Regions from separate parts of the Homo sapiens genome. Here region 2 is linked to region 1. Evidence: chromatin contacts called from ENCODE Hi-C or POLR2A ChIA-PET data. All regions are on one chromosome and are shown on one strand. The core of a region is the stretch at or near the end of the contact, and the rest is flanking DNA. Distances in the headings are between cores, read along the strand shown. Region 1 has its middle 19 kb from the start of CD180. Region 2 overlaps PIK3R1 (phosphoinositide-3-kinase regulatory subunit 1).

What was found. A loop is a pair of places that touch in the nucleus more often than their neighbours do. ChIA-PET counts read pairs that join two places held with the same protein, here RNA polymerase II (POLR2A). Pooled maps may share reads with other maps.
Region 2: a loop to region 1 is called in a pooled map, with 2.8 times the contacts of the local background. The contact joins two enhancer-like sites. A Hi-C loop is called at or near these places in 1 of 168 maps with a recorded cell type or tissue (mammary epithelial cell), 1 of 37 single-sample maps with no recorded cell type and 9 of 50 pooled maps. POLR2A ChIA-PET finds 5 or more read pairs at or near these places in 9 of 52 experiments (CD4-positive, alpha-beta T cell, Panc1, T-cell and 5 more).

What each region holds. Positions count from the first base shown.
Region 1 is chr5:67,213,639-67,218,602 of GRCh38, reverse strand. No RefSeq gene overlaps it. Among named protein-coding and RNA genes, the nearest start is that of CD180, 19 kb to the right of the region's middle. RefSeq lists an enhancer at 2,464-2,703. Within about 2 kb of position 2,627, at least 33 of the 41 ENCODE cell types and tissues checked have a DNase peak (open chromatin) inside an H3K27ac peak, as active enhancers do.
Region 2 is chr5:68,250,359-68,255,322 of GRCh38, reverse strand. The region is part of intron 2 of PIK3R1 (phosphoinositide-3-kinase regulatory subunit 1); the gene reads right to left. Among named protein-coding and RNA genes, the nearest start is that of PIK3R1, 37 kb to the right of the region's middle. RefSeq lists an enhancer at 4,567-4,964. Within about 2 kb of position 2,507, at least 28 of the 41 ENCODE cell types and tissues checked have a DNase peak (open chromatin) inside an H3K27ac peak, as active enhancers do.

The DNA of each region.
Region 1 (4,964 bases), core at 1,378-3,877:
AAGTGTTATCACAAACTCCTGTGTTGCACTGCCAGAACTATGATGATTCCATGACTCCACCTTCCACTTCTTATTCTGTCTTGTCTCCTCTTTCTTTGGCTTACCTTGCCAGATCATGTTCTTTTTTCCCCTTTCAAAAATCTTTAATTGCAAAGATCATCTATTCTTTGGGCTTGGACTGTTTCAACTACAGAGGTCACTCCCAAAAATATATCTAGCTCCTCTGCTCAGCTCCAGTCTCAGACTTTTCTGTGTTGTGTGCAAGACCCCCAAAATCCCTGTGCTAACTCATCACCTTCCTTGGCACCATTGCCTCCAAACTTGCTTATTCCAGCCCTTTCTTCCTGATAAACCAGGTGCAAAACTTCACCCCTTGCTCCCTCTATTCTGACACCCAATGAATTTTCATTTCTCTTTTCTTCTTTTTGAAAAATCTGTCATTAATGGCTTCTTTTCCTTCCTTCTGCTTCTACTCTCACTAGCTCTCAGCTGGACCGTGAATTCCAAAGCGTCCATATCCATTTCCCAAACCCTCATTCTTACCTCTTCCCCTCTGCTGCACCGCAACTCAAGTCCTGTCACTCCTCTGCTTGGAACAATGAAATGACTTCCCATTGCTTATACAGAATGTATAACCTCAAGACCCCCTGTGAGCTTACCCTTCCCTATCTTTCCAGGCTGCTCTCCCTCCACTCCCTTTCCAATGCATTTCAACCACTTCTCTACCTGTGCCCTAAACACACCTGGCTCTCCCTGCTTAAGCCACTCTCTCTGCATGAAATATCCTTCCTTCCCTCTACCAAAATTCCAATGGCAAGCAAAACCCTTTTTGAATGTCTCAATTGCTTCTTGATTAATGTAATCCTCCTCTTCTCTGAAACCCTATTCCCCTCTACCTATTCCTCTGGTGGTCCTAATCACCGTCAGTTCTCCATTAGAGTTTCTGATGCATGTGTTATCCTTATAGAGAGTGGTTTCCAGGAGTGGCAGGCTTTGAGTCCCATCTGTCTTGGCTTCCACACAACCCTAGCTCAGTAACCTCCATCTATAATACATATACTTGAGGACCAGACGACTGGGCCAGTGTTCTGACTGTATGTGTAACAGGCACATTGTAGGTTTTCATCAGCTGGGTCTGAGTCTGGTAGGATGGGAAAGTGAGGCCTGCCTGACTTGCATAGTGAGGAAATCTTGGAATTAGAACAACACATACATAGCGGGTGAGTTACAGGGGTGGGCTCACATTTCTCGTTTTACCTTGACACTGGTTCATATCAAGTGGACTTTACTACTATTTTGAGTTCTCCTTCCTAAATTTCTAGCTTCCAGTTTGAGATTAGAACTATTTCTTCGTCACCAGGATAGCAAGCTCTTTTGTGTCTTTTTGTCTGAAGAAAAATAGTTCTCAGAGTTCCCCCTCCCATCCCACCATTCTACACACAGTATTGCCTTGGACTTGCCCTACTCCAGGATTCAGCCCCCAGGATCTGACCCACAACATTGCCTTGGCCTATAAAATTTTCATTTTGTTCCCTTTAAAAATAAATGCAGTGTTTTTATACTGAAACAAGGATGCATCCCACATGGTCAAACATAATTCAAACAGAGCAGTGTGTGTATTCAATGAAAAGTCTCCCTCCCCACACCACAGTCCCTGAGTTCATCTCCTCAAAGACAATCACTCTACCATTTTCTTGGGTACCCTTCCACTTTTCCCTCACTTGCAATGGAATGATTGCTGTTTTTATAGGAACAAAAGAACACCGTGCACACTCCTGTGCTCCTTAGGTTTTGTTCTTAACAATATTCAGTAATTTGTAAATCTAAGTGAATACATGCAAAGCCCTTAGAACAGTGCCCAGCCCATAGTTTATGCTAAATAAATGTCCCTTCACATGGGGGTATATCAAAAAACACACTGCAGCCTTCAAGAGTTTAAACCAACTAGACCCCAGGAGCACACAAGAAAATGATCCAGAGCCCAGAGGTGCTTTGTTCCACTCACATTTTCAGAGACAGAGTCCCTGCAGGCTTGGCTGTCACCTCTCCCACTTCATGTGTGGCATTTGAAGAAAATATTGCCATCAGTGCTCACCTTCTCCTAAATGAAGTCACACACCTACCTCCCTCTGATTCTGCCCAGTCTAAACAATACAAGAAATAAATGCTTCATAGTGGGTTTTGCTGCAACCACTTTCAGAAAACAGAGAAAAATCCCTTCTTGCCCTTTAATTTGATTGCATAGTAATGAAAGATAAATTCAATCAGATATAATGAGCTGCGTTGAGTCAGCATCCCAAACAGTGTGGCCAAAGCTGGCTCAGCTCTGCACCAGGTCACGGGTGTTTCTAAAGGGTCATGCAGACAGTCTCTTGCTTTTGGCCACTGTCCGAAACCTCTCCGCCCAAGTCCCTGAATTAGAGCAGAACTCACAGGTGATATAAATTCAGAAGTTAGTTAGGGCAAGGGCAAGGCATGGGGAAGAGACCAGTGAAGTCTCTGTTCCTCGTCAGAAGCAGTTCTCAGTGCAGAGGGCTTTATCTGATAGCCTGAAGAACACATCCTCTGTTGTCACCACTTTCAGTTCCCTAGCGAGGGAAGCCTGCCAGCACTTCCTGTTGTTGAACACCGAGGACCCTTTGAGGTGCCTGGGGCCACACCGGCAGCTCACAGCCACCCTGCCCAGCCGGGTCAGACCAGCAACCCAGGCGGGGCTGTGGGGCTGAAGCAGGGCAAGGGCACGGGCTCTCTGAATATTTGGTTGTTTGGGTGTCTGTGGAGTTTGGGAGAGCTCGTGACTGCATTTAGGAAGGAGGCTGGTGACTTAAGTAAACACGTGCCGCTCCAGAACAAATAGTCAAGAGTCCATTTAAATTCATTCTCCCCAGAGACTTTTGTTGCAAATATGCAAGGGTTGTGGGCTCATGGACATGTGCGCACACACGCAGGGTCTGCCCAGCAACTGAAGATGGGGAGAAATGCCATCACAGTGGCGATCCAATCTCACAGGGGAGGAAACGTGAGAGGCCTGACCCTTCCATGTTCCTCGCTGAGAGGCTTATGTGGGGTGAGGGACTGGGTCAAAACAAGGCCCAGCAATCACAGACAACTGTTCTTGCCACTGAGTCTCCGCCACATTCCTCAAAGCCCTGTGCACCTGATCCACACACCCGCATAGCTGCACATTCACGGGGAAAGGAGCCTAATTTCAGAACAGCTGCGGCTTCTTCACTGAGCCCATCGTATAAACTTTCTCAAAGGCCCTGACAACAAGAATATCAAAACTCCAGGAAGAAGTTGAGTAAACAGGTCACAGTTACCTAAAGTGGCACTCGGCCAAGCCACCTGTGCCAACAGAGATCCAGGGGATGAATGACCTCAACTGCTCCAGACCAGAGCAAGGAGAAACTTTACTGCAACAACATAATTGGGCCACTAGAGCCCTATGCGCAAACGCAAAGGCAAGGGCCAGAAAGACACCCCAAAGCATGTCCTTACCTAGAGCCGTGGTTGTAAATGCCAAGACTCAGACCAAGCTCAAGAGGAAGGTCAAAAGTCCACAGTTACTGTTCATCACGGAGGGAATGAGGGCTGTGGGCTGAGCATTGTTCCGGAGGTAGAATCGGACCAAGTCCTCTGTGCACAGATAGGGGAGAGGAGCAGGGCATAAGTTTAGAGAAGGGATCAGACACTCTCCAGAGAAGGATGGATGACAACTCCATGCAGCTGTCTGGAAAGTTCAGCGCTGTTGAGCCATTCCAGTGACTTTAGGGAATTAAGATGTTTGGGGTAGAATTCCAGATAAAACTCTGAATTTAGGCTAGCTTTCAGTTACATGAGCCAAAAACCTTGGTGATATTCTTGACCTCTCTCTTCTCTCTCTCTCTTCCCCCAAACCCCCACCCCTCCATATCCAATTTGTCAGAAATTCCTATTGGCCCTGTTTTCAAAATGTATCCAAAATCTAATTATTTCTCAGCACCTCCATTGCTGTCACCCTGGTCCGAGCCACCATCATCTCTCACCTCAGTTGCTGGAAGGACTCCTCCTGGGTGCCTGTTTCAACTCTTGGTCCCTTACAGTCCACAAGGGAGCCGGAGAGATACTTTTAAAATATGTCAGATGATGTCCCTTCTCTGCTGTGAGAAACCAACGTCCTCTCACTGCCCGAAAAGATCCTTACACGTTTGGCTCCCGCAGCAGCTCTGCCCTCATCTACGGCCTCTCTCCACCTAGCTCACCTGCTCCAGCCACACGGACCTCCTCATCATCCTGACCAGGACCACCTTTGCCTCCTGGGTTTCCTCAGGTGCAGCTCCCTCAGCCTGGGGAACTCCTTCCCGAGATGCATTCATGACTCACCCACCTCCTCAGCTCCTTCAGGCCTTTTCTCAAATTTCAACTTCTCAAAAAGCTCTGCATCATCTAAAAATTGCAAATGTATACAACTCTTCTCTAAACTGCTCTATTTTTCTCACATCACTTTTCCCTTTCTAAGGTTTTATTTAAGCACATATACATACATAAAATGCATTTATTATGTATTTATTATGCCTTTATCTGTCTTCTCCCAAGCTAAAAGGTAGAGCTCTGTGAAAACAAGGAATTTCATATTATGTGTTAATTAGTGGATCCTGTGAGCTTAATACAATGTCTGGCATATAGATGGTTCTCAATAGGAACAGTTTAAATCAACAAAGTAATTTAGGGTTTAAAAAATATATTTAGGCTGGGTGCGGTGGCTCAAGCCTGTAATCCCAGCACTTTGGGAGGCCGAGGCGGATAGATCACGATGTCAGGAGATCGAGACCATCCTGGCTAACACGGTGAAACCCCGTCTCTGCTAAATATACCACAAAATTAGCCGGGCATGGTGGTGGACGCCTGTAGTCCCAGCTACTCAGGAGGCTGAGGCAGGAGAGTGGCGTGAACCCGGGAGGCAGAGCTTGCAGTGAGCCGAGATA
Region 2 (4,964 bases), core at 1,258-3,757, 1.0 Mb before region 1:
TTTGTTCCTTTACAACACTAACTTCCCTTTATCGGTAAGAGTGGGTTATTTCTTATATCCATGGCACGGAAAAATCTTTATCTGACAAAAATTTTGAGAGGACCAAAAAGTGAGTACTTTGCAAATCAGGGACTGAAACAATTCTCCTTTGGTCATTTTAGAAAATCAGATGCTGCTAAATTTCATCACCTACTTAGAAATCTCAGAAGCTCTAATAAAGCCCTGGAGCAACCCAAAGACAAATGTTCCAGGCCATTCCAGATTCATTTCCCTTGAAGGATCTCTCACCAGTAAGTGCAGCCTCTGAGCAGCAGCTCGTCCATTTGCAGAAAAAAAATTGTGGCCTGACTTGTGTCAACTAGGGACAAAGGCAGGAGAAGAATTTGGAGGTTACTCAGTGGAAAATTTAGGAATAAGAATCTGGAACCTTAAGAAACCTTGATTTAATTTAAGATACTGCTTTGTTTGCATCATAAAAAAAAAAAAGAAAAAAAGAAAAAGACTGTACTGATGCAATCTACTCCCCTGTATTATATAAAATTTTAAGACCTAAAAGAAACACGATTATGGGTATGAACCATAACTAAGCATTTCCAAGAGTGTCTTCCCTTAAATCACATTAAAATTGTAAAAGTAAGTTACAACTGGTGACAGGCCACTTATTAGTCCATTCAGGCCAGCTCCAAGATAACAATGACTTTAATATCAAACCAATATTCCATAACCCTCTCTTTAGAATTCTTGACATGAGGTCACTGTTTATTGAAGGCTTCACTAAAATAAAGTCTTTGTAAAGATACCCTTGGGGTTAGAGGCCTAAGATGAAAATACCTTAATATGATTTCTCCTTTATAGAGAGATTCCAATGTCCCAGCCATGGATCATTCATTCCTTTGGGGGTTTTATTTTTTATTTGTTGGAAGAGTAGATGATCCCTCTGGTCCTTTTCAAATCTAAAATCCCATGATTCGAAACTCTTTTCAGTAAACTTCCAATTTTCCATACTAATTGATGAAGAGAGAGAACAAGAGAAGGGGCTTGACCATACAAAACAATGAAACATCTCAACAGTTTATATGTAAGTTAAGGATGCAGAATCATTCTTTTCTTGGGAATAAGTCTCTCCTGGTTTATCTTTGTATTTGGCAACTGCCAGAGAACAGGGAGTTCACAGAGCAATCCTGAGAAGTTTGCTCCAACACTGACTGGTCAACTGATTTATACAACATTCGAGTGTGCAGACTCACATTTACTTGCTGCATTTATGACCAAAGGGCAAACATTTAAAAATCACTCAAGATTCTGGAAAGGTTATAAAATACAAAAAAAAAAAAAAAAAGGGGGTCCACGGGAAAATAAAAAACATGACATTTATTAGCTCTTTTCTTGGAGTGGATATACATGGGTTTATAGTTCATTGTTTTCAGTCATCCTATGACTAAATAAGCTTTCCACCTGCTTAGTCAAGTGCTGAGAGAATATGACTACACCAAAGGATGTATGAAGCATGCATTTAATTTATCATAAAGAACTGTAATAAGGCAAATGTGCGCAGCTGGAACTAACTTGTACCAGATTTCGCCAATCCCCAAGCTCATAGTAGATACTTGCTAACACCTCCAGAAGTTCCGGCTGTTTTTAATTAATAGCTCATGTTGGGGGCATCTTGCCTGACTTACTAGAATGTCATTTTATTTAAAATAGGGTTCTGAACCTTAAAAAAAAATAGATCCCTTTATTTTTAAGTCAAGTAAATGATCCAAATAGAAATTTAAGTTTGGCTCTTTTAAAGGCAGCAATATTTCACATTGAATGTGCTCCCGAGGCCAGAGGAAATGTTCTTTCCTTTCCTAAAATTTCTAGCCAAGTACTCACAAACCCAGTTTCTTCCCAAGAATATTTGTTTTTTTATTTCTCAGAGCCTAGTTTTAAAAGGCTGGAACCTTTCACAAGTCAGAATAATTCCATTTGCTAGCTGGCTCTTTCTCCAAGTCCAGCTTGAATCCTATGGGACACATAAATCCTTGTCTGAAATGTAGGATAAGTGTCATGAAACATGCTAGGAAATTGGTAAACCACAGCTCAAAGCATAAATACAAAGATATAAGCGAAATCTACTCTAAAGTAAAACTATGACAAGCAGAAATACCACAATGCATTAATTCTTTAGCTAAGGTAACAAAAATATTCAAGGAAAAAGTATGTGTGTTATGACAAATCTGGGGAGAAAATAAAAATGCAACGTAGATAAAAATTAGTATTGCTAGGAGAAGAGACAAGGTAAATAAATGCACACTTGCCCTGAATTACCTAAGCCAGACATAAAGTCAATTTTTCCTGTCAAGTACTGTGTCAGGTGCCATCTGGGAAAAAAAACTGGGAGCATCTGAGAAAGGTGGAATCTGAGGGAGAAAAGGCAGAAAAGGGCATATTTTACAGCTACCATGCCGTATAGCCAATTGCCACTGGATGGCAGCGGGGTTTTACTTAGCAAAGTTGCTAAGAGCATTAGGATTGGTCATTCAATATCTGCCCTACATGTTCGGCCCCAGTAACTCAAGGTTTCAGGGAAATACAAAGTAGCTCCTTCCCACCCCCAAAATTGGGGATCTGTCCTAGAAATTGCAAATCTTTGTTCTGATTATCAGTAAATCCCTTGAAAATTACTAATTTACTATCAGAGTAAATTAAATTGGGAACTAAAATTAGAACTTCTAATAACTTCTACAATTTTGAAATTCAGAAAGCAAGCACACATGTAATCACATTTGCACGCACACATCCCTACAGTTTACTATTGCAATATTATCATCTTGAGCCCAGTACAACAAATTGGAACCACATTTTATTCTACTTTTTCTTGTTAACTTGATGGCTTCACCACACTTTTAAATGCTACACACTCCCTTCCCTCTCCCTTGGCATCTGATCCCCCCACTTTTTTTTTTTTGTAAATTCAGTAATCTCACCAGCAACAAGCTTTGCTTTCAAATAAGCATATCTGCCAACTTAAACAGCATCTCCTAAGGCAGCGGAGTAATGAAAGACACATGTAGGTACTTGCCTGTCATCAGATGCAAGCTCACGTCTGCCTGAAATTGGGCCTGTAATTCTGCTGATCCTCGGGTTCAGGACAGCATGGCCGAGAGTGGTCTACAATGCGGCCCTTAGTCTAAACAGCAGATGAAGGATGCAAGGGGCCAACCTTTTTCATCCCTGCTGGGCTCTTGACCAGTTGTTGCTCTTTAGTTCAAGGGGGAGATGTGAGGGATTGCTCAAACACTTGGCAGACAGAAAGGTCTTAAGACAGCAAGTAGTGAATTCTACCTCATTCCTGCTGATGAACTTGAGGCAGTGCTTTCCAAGCCCAAACTCATGATCCAACCAGAACATCTCCAAGAACAGTCACTCCTGCACACAGCCAAGGCTCCACCACCCCCAACCGGGTGAGGGCCCTACACAACTCCTGATCTGAGCCCCTCCTCAGATGAGACAGAGTTTGCTCCTTTCCCTCTCATAATGCAGTCAACTGTGTGATTTCCTTTGGGGAAATACAAACATTTTGTTTAAAAACTTGCAAAGTCTGAAGAATGGAAAAGTGTGAAAAGGCTGAAAAACTTGAAAGAAAGGAGTTGTAGTTCTGTCCATAAAAAAAGCTTCCTACTTTTTTGCAGCTGGGGCTACCATCAGAAATCAGTGGCTGATTCATCCAGGCCTACAGGAATCCCCTCTTTCCACCCCGCCCCCACCACCTACAGACTGACTTGAGCACCCTTTTATGCCCTTCCTGTAAGTGTTAGTGAACGGCTTACAAACGTTCAGTGCCCTTAGTTCTGCCAAACAAGTAAAAACTTCAAGGGTTGTGAGGGCTCACGAAGACATACTCATTATAAAAATTATTATTTTTTTAAAAAAGGAACCTAACAGGGTCCACTGAAAAACCAACTCATCAACACAGTTTATATCTTCCATCTTCTGAACTGGCAGCCTAAAAGTCATCTCAAGCACAGGGCTACCAGAGATGTGCTGCAAAGTGTTTTTTTTAAGAGGTTTCCACCAGACATTATTAAATTACTATTTTAAAATTAAATCTAGGATCCAGGAATTTTACCTTCCATAATAACAAGGGTGAGAGTAACTAATATAACCACTGTATCCTCCACCTTGAAGAATCTCTTCAGATAGTTGAAGTAGGATCCTTATCAGAAAGCGGTGGCAGTAACCCATTGTGTGCTGACTGGTTTTTATCCTATCTGGAAATCAATCATTTCCCTCCCTTTCCTTCTCCCTTGGGGAATTACAAAACAGACACGGAGCACCAGATTAACTTTCCTTTGTTCACAAAACGAAAACATACACACTCTCTTAAAATTATCTTCTGAAGGATATGAATTAGGCTTCCTCTTGAGCTCAGTACTGCTGGTAAGCAGGTTCTGAAGTCTCATAACTAATCTAAAGAACTCCAAGAGCACCAATTCAAGCTCCTCAAGTAGTGCTGGTTTTAGGAACTTAGGGCTGAGGACACATAGGCCTGCTAACAAAGCAAGGGCTCTCCTCGCAGGGCTGAATGCTAATAATAGGAAGTCTCCAACTTACATGTGGATTGTGTTTCCAAAGCTCATTTGTAAGCTGGCTGTGCGAAATCCAGAACACATTTTCCCCAAAAAAGCTTTATAAATGGTGGTTAGGTCCTGAGATTAGATCCCCAAAGTCTATTTCACTCAAGTGATTTTGCATGACTACATTGGCAATGACTGCAAACGGGCATGTTTTGGTGACATAAAGGGTAATATAAACTTCAGTAAACAAACATGGAAAACTAACTCACTTATCATAGCTTCTATTATATGTCTAAGTCTATCAAGGCCAATGGAAATAATCTAATCCCCCCACGCCTGACTTTCATCACTGATGTCAGAGGCAAGGAGCTGACGGAGCTGGGGAAAAGCAAAGGGCTGGAAGGC